2 separate regions of the Homo sapiens genome follow, and region 2 is linked to region 1. Evidence: chromatin loops called from intact Hi-C (ENCODE). Cell type or tissue: B cell. All regions are shown on one strand. Each heading gives the region's core, and the rest is flanking DNA. Links, peaks and the distances in the headings are about the cores only.

The links. Peaks named below come from ENCODE experiments on the same cell type or tissue, not always from the same donor. Only the 100,000 strongest peaks of a DNase experiment are listed, where the experiment ranks them.
Region 2: a loop joins it to region 1, with 18 times the contacts of the local background. A loop is called at or near these places in 4 of 110 quality-filtered maps.

Annotation. Positions count from the first base shown.
Region 1 is chr7:106,008,374-106,011,284 of GRCh38, forward strand. All of the region lies in intron 8 of CDHR3 (cadherin related family member 3), which reads left to right. Among named protein-coding and RNA genes, the nearest start is that of CDHR3, 47 kb to the left of the region's middle. RefSeq lists a silencer at 1,188-1,377. In B cell, for the core only: CTCF peaks have their summits at 1,283 (motif pointing left) and 1,493; a DNase peak (open chromatin) is centred at 1,248.
Region 2 is chr7:105,686,490-105,689,400 of GRCh38, forward strand. All of the region lies in intron 3 of ATXN7L1 (ataxin 7 like 1), which reads right to left. Among named protein-coding and RNA genes, the nearest start is that of EFCAB10, 110 kb to the left of the region's middle. RefSeq lists enhancers at 2,085-2,760, 2,761-2,911. In B cell, for the core only: a CTCF peak has its summit at 1,610 (motif pointing right); a DNase peak (open chromatin) is centred at 1,652; H3K27ac peaks cover 426 bases.

The DNA of each region.
Region 1 (2,911 bases), core at 100-2,599:
TTCCTCCACTGGCTTCCCTGGGCCTAGTGGTGGTAAGGGTGCTTCACTCTCACGAGCCCTGAGATATTGCACCATCTGATGAGATTTCCATATACTCTGTGAGCACCTTCTTCATAGTCCCTTTACTGACCCCTCCTAGAATGATCCTAATTCACCAGCTGCTTCCTGCTGACACCCCAATAACGTCAGTCACAATCTTAAGCATGTAGTAGGTTCCTATCCCAACCTAAGCCCTACAAGTCCATTAGATGGGTGGGGACAGCTGCATGGGTAGTTAGGATTGTGACTTCCACACCTTTACGTGCATAAATTGAGAGATGTCTGGGCCCAGGGGATGGAGTGGAGACAATTTGCAGCATCACACTTACACTTTCTTTGACATTTTAAATCTGTGCTAGAACTCTTGGGTGGTTCCAGTACATCCTGGGAAGCTCCTGCCCTCTTCTGCCCTCCTGCTCTTCCTTGTTCCTCTGCCCTAAGAGGTAGGGGGTGAAGGTTAAGAAGTGAGAATGCCTGGAGAGGGCTGTGCTGTCTCAAATCTTCCTTGTCCATTTTCTCTCTTCAGTGCATATCTGTTAATTGTATATTTGGCTTCCTGCAGTCCAGAGTCCCCTGGAGTATGGGAGGACAGTTTGCAGACTGTGTTCCATATTAGCTGGTGAAACTGCAATTCGAATATCCTAGACTGTCCAGGCAAGACCAAACAGAGTCCTGCACTTGATAATCTTCCCTCCAGATTAGCCCTGAAGGCCAATGTGAAATCCGTAGCTGGACTAACTGCATTTATTACTGAAGATAATCTAACCAAGGCTCAAGTTCCCTCTTTGGGCTCTTCTAGCGGGAGGAACTCTCAGCCACCCTATGAACGCCAAGATGTGAGGAAGGGCAACGAAAGGGACCCCTCCTCTGCAGTTCCAGGGGCGGAGGTCTTCAGCCTAAAGCCCAGCCTCGCGTCCCAAGGCTGCATAAGGGCGGGTGCGGAGAGGGCTGAGAAGCCCTGACCTGCAGCACCCGCCATCCTCCCAGCCTTATACCTTCTCCAGTCCAACTATGTCAAAGCCAAGCACGCAAGCAGGTCAAAACAGAACAAAGTGACAATGGCATGGTTCTGCCACAGTCTCTGACACTTGCTCTTGAATGTTTGTTCCTTCCTTGGAGGCTGTGGGCGCGGTCTCTGCTGTGGAGTTCTTGAGAGCAGGTGGCAGAGCGGGTGAGGTCAGCGCGGCTGCTGGAGGCGGTGTGCTGTGCTCCCGCAGGGAGGAGGGCGGCGTGGAGGAGGCGGGCGCCCCCTGCTGCCCGCGCGGGCTCCTGCAGGCTCCCAGCCTTTCGTACCGTGGCCCCTGAGGCTTTCCCAGGCTGATGATGAATGAGCCCAGGGCCCGACGGAGGCATCCGAGGCACGTGACAACCCCCGCTCTGGTTGTAAATTGTCAGGCGATTCAGTGAAAGCGCTTTGCAAGCTGTTTGTGAGCAAGAGGCGGAGCAGTTTGGCTGATTCAGAATGGGCTGGACACAGTCAACTTTGCATGGGGAGAGAAACATGGTCTGATGGCTGGGAGCGAGGGCAGCTCGCTTTTGAGGCAGGGATTGCTGAATGAGGGGAGTGGCTTTCCAAGTTAGGCGTTTAGGGGAAGAATACCAACTGTCAGGGACGAATGAGAGAACAGGCCAAGCAGCCCTGGAGGGCCAAGTGAGGAGGCCTCTGTTGGAGTGCCTGAAATGTCTGGCTTCGGGACCTTGGATTCTTTAAATGATGCAATCTCCTGGCTTCTGCAGAGTTGAAATCAAGGCTTAGATCCCCAAACCATCTGTGAGCCTGGATACTTATGCATGGAAGTTAAAGTTTACAGTGACTCTAACACTGCAGAGGATCAAGTCTGGATACATCCACTTTCCTGGACAGGCCTTGAAAATGCTCGGAACCACTCTTTCTTCCCCTGTGCAGTGGGGACAAGAATACAAACCTCTCTGAGATGAGGAAATTAGAGATAGTGTTTTTAAAGTGCTTGGTATGATACAGCATGCAGTTGGTGTTTAATAAGTGGTGTCTCTTCTAAGTCCCTATGAATGAAACCATGACATTGTGCAATCAAGGCAGGAATGTTCAGACTCCAATCCTGCTGAAATACAGAGGTGATCTTTGCCAATGAGGCATCGTGGAGACTCCATTACACGCTCCAGCAAGCAAACCTGTTATCCTCAGTGGCCCATGACCATTCTTGCTGTCAGACTTTGCTCCGTATGCACTGAGCCCAGAGCTGATTTTATCTGCCATGAAAAGAGGATGTGGAACAAAGAAGGGAACAGAGTTTGGTTGCAGAGAGAAGTGTATGCTCCAAGAACCAGATGCTAAGATGGGATTAAATGTGCAAGGCTATTATTAGGGGAGATGCCTGTGGCAGAAAATGGGGAGAGAGATGGACAAGGCTGGGCAAGTCATCAGATCATGATGCAAGGCTGATCTGAGTGAAGGAAAGAGGGAGAAAAGGTAGTTGGACATATTCTAGGCTGCCATGCAGTTAAGGAGTGTTCAGCTAGGGCATTGGGGGTCCTGGAGCCAGTGTCAACTGACATAGGACAGGAATGAGCCTTAGTATCTTTGCCATGACCAGTTGTTGGTACGTGGCCTCACCACAAACACAGTGATGGATTTCAGAGCCCAGCAGCTGAGGCCGATGGTCAGTTATGCTCTCATGGTTAAAGGTCTTCCAGGCACATTCTCATGACAGCCACGATATATTTTTGTAAGAAATTCTACCAAGGCAAAATATGATTAAGATAGGTAGCCAAAACAAACAAAAAAGAAAGAAAAGCCGCAAATTCCTCCCTGCTTGCTCTTTATGCATGCTCCTTTGCAATGTGATTTTGCTATTAGCTCCATCAAGAGATGGGTCTCCTTGAATCTGAGCTT
Region 2 (2,911 bases), core at 269-2,768, 320 kb before region 1:
TGGGTGATGAGAGTGAAAGTCCATCTCAAAACAAACAAACAAACAAACAAAACCCACCCATTTAATATAATAACCTACTGAACCTCATAGCCTTAGCCTACCCTATCTTAAATGTGCTCAGAACATAACCTACAGTCGGGCAGAATGCCCTAACACGAAGCCTATTTTATAATAAAGTGTTGAATATCTCATGTAATGTATTGCATATCATATTGAAAATGAAAAACAGAATGGTTACATGGGTACTTAAAGTACAGTTTCTATGGAATGCATGTCACTTCTGTACCATCTTGAAACCAAAAAATCATAAGTCGAACCATTGTAAGTCAGACACCGTCTGTATCTATATGTAATTGTTGGCAAGACACTGAGAGGTTTATGCCAATGAATCTATTAACAGATCAGGGAGTTGGCCCAGAAAGGAGGTGGGAGTGAAGGGGCCCAGAAGGGAAGGTAACAATTCCTGACATAGTTTCTGGAGCCTACTGGTCCACAAGCTTCCCTTACTCAACCTACCCCTAATAAGAGTCTCTCTCGAGACAGGTGAGCTGCCACAGTCACCTGAGAATCATCATAAGCCATATGAAAGCTAATTCAGACTTTCATAGCCACTGATGACTTTTAAACATATTCCTATCTTTCTCTCATTGCATTTCCTTTGACTATGCACCCACACAGAGATGGCGCCTGGTTCTATAAACTGATGCATGAGGGGAATAAACTCACAGATGAATCTGTACCCCATGGAGGTTCCTGCAATGTTCTGATGCTGAGGCAGGACCAGGCTTGGCAGATTGGTGTTATGGGTTAAATTTCTCCACTTCAGACTTCATATGTTGATGTCTTAATCCCTAGTACCCGAGAATATAAGCACATTTGGAGAGAAAGTCTTTGAAGAGGTGACTAAGTTAAAATGAGGCCATTAGGATGGGGCCCTAATCCAATAGGATAGGTGTCCTTAAGAAAAGGAAGGGACGACAATGGCACAAGTCCAGAGGGTGGATCACATGAAGAGGCGGCAAGAGGGCAGCCATCTGCAAGCCAAGAAGGGGCCTCAGGAGAAACCAAACTTGCTGGCACCTTAATCTTGGACCTCCAGCTTCCAGAATCATGAGAAAATAAACTTTGGTTGTTGAACCCACCCAGGCTGTTTCATTTTGTTATGACAGCCCTATCATACCAAGACCAATACCTAAAAACCATGCAAGTTCACTAGATCAGGGAGAAAAAGTATAGGATGGAGGCAGAGGCCTAGGTGCAGCTCGGATGCATCCTCCTCCTTGGGCTGTGTTTCAGAGCAGTGTGACAGAGCAGGAATGTGGCCTGGCTTCAGCTACCCGCAGAAGAGCATTCTTTCATGCATTCCCACTGACCATGAGACCCACACCACTACCTCACTGACACCATACCCACTCACCCCAAGGCTTTAGTCATACAAAGAAAAGAGCCATTCTATATTGTTCTTCGGTGCTCTCATAATGTTTAACCATGCTTTTTACTTAAAGAATTCCAGGAACTGGACTGAAGAGATCCAAAATATGGAACCAAGGTTGCGGAGTGTCCCACCTCAGGAAGGAATGCTGAACAACTGATTTATAGCCTTGTTGTTGCCGGCTAGACCACCAGGTGGCCCATGACTCAAGATAATCATCACAACCAGATACATTGACTTGCATACCCTAACCCTCACATGCGTTGCCCAGCCCAGCCTGCATACCCTACCCTGATATCAATTCCTGTACTTCGCCTAATAAAAAAAATCCCAACTGGGGACGGACACGGTGGTTCATGCCTGTAATCCCAGCACTTTGGGAGGCTGAGGCGGGTGGATGGCTTGACCTCAGGAGTTTGAGACCAGCCTGGGCAACATGGAGGAAACCCCATCTCTACTAAAAATACATAACTTAGCTGGGCATGGTGGCACATGCCTGTAGCCCCAGCTACTTGGGAGGGTGAGGTGGGAGGATCACCTGGGTCCAGGAGGTAGAGGCTGCAGTGAGCCGTGATCGTGCCACTGCACTCTAGCCTGGGCAACACAGAGCAAGACCCTGTGTCAATTAAAAAAAAAAAAAAATCCCAATCGGCTGTTTTCAGAGGGTCAGTCAGGGAATTCTCTCTCTCTCTACCTTATGCCCTGGCGTAAGCGCCAATGAAGCCTTGTCTGGGAAGACTCTTTTCGCCTCATTTCTATTGCACCAAAAGCCCAAGAACCCATGGTCAGTAACAGCAAGGTCAAGGTGGGACAAATCTCCTAAACCCTGATAACTGGCAGTCTGCCTGCCCTGAAGTCCTGAAGCTGAAGTAGTCTACAAGTACACGGAGCAGGTGTGAGTAGCTGGTCTGAAAATGTATGACTCCAGGTCATAGTCTGGGAGTGATCAACTCCTTTTATCAGCTTACTTTCTTGTTTCACCTCTTACCCAAAAAGTAATCTGATTACTGGTTCTAATTAATGTATATGTCATGGCTGTTGTTCCAGAAAAGACAAGACCTTGGGGGTGAATGGACTATGGCAAAGTGAGGTCGCTGTTAGCAGACTCCCAAAGGTTTGACGAAATTACACAGACCATCTGGCTCAGTGCTGCCTTTGGCTGGGAATTCACTGGTCTCTAGGTTCTGCCTGGGTGCCTTGGTCTTCCCGGAGTGTAGGGTGGACAGAACCACTCCCCTGGGGCCAAGAGAGAAGGAGTGGGCTCACAAATGCTCACTGCTGCTAAGGTGCCCAGCTGCCCCGGATCAATTAAGTTTAAACAGCAGCTATGTCACTGGGGCTGGGGTGGAGGGAAGAATCAAAGTGAGGAAGGAGGGTGTTTCTAAGATATTGGCAGGCCAATGTCTGGAGGGCCTGGGAGGGGCAACGTGCTCTAGGAGACAGAGCTGAAAGGCCTTTACTTTCCCAAGGATGGCAGGG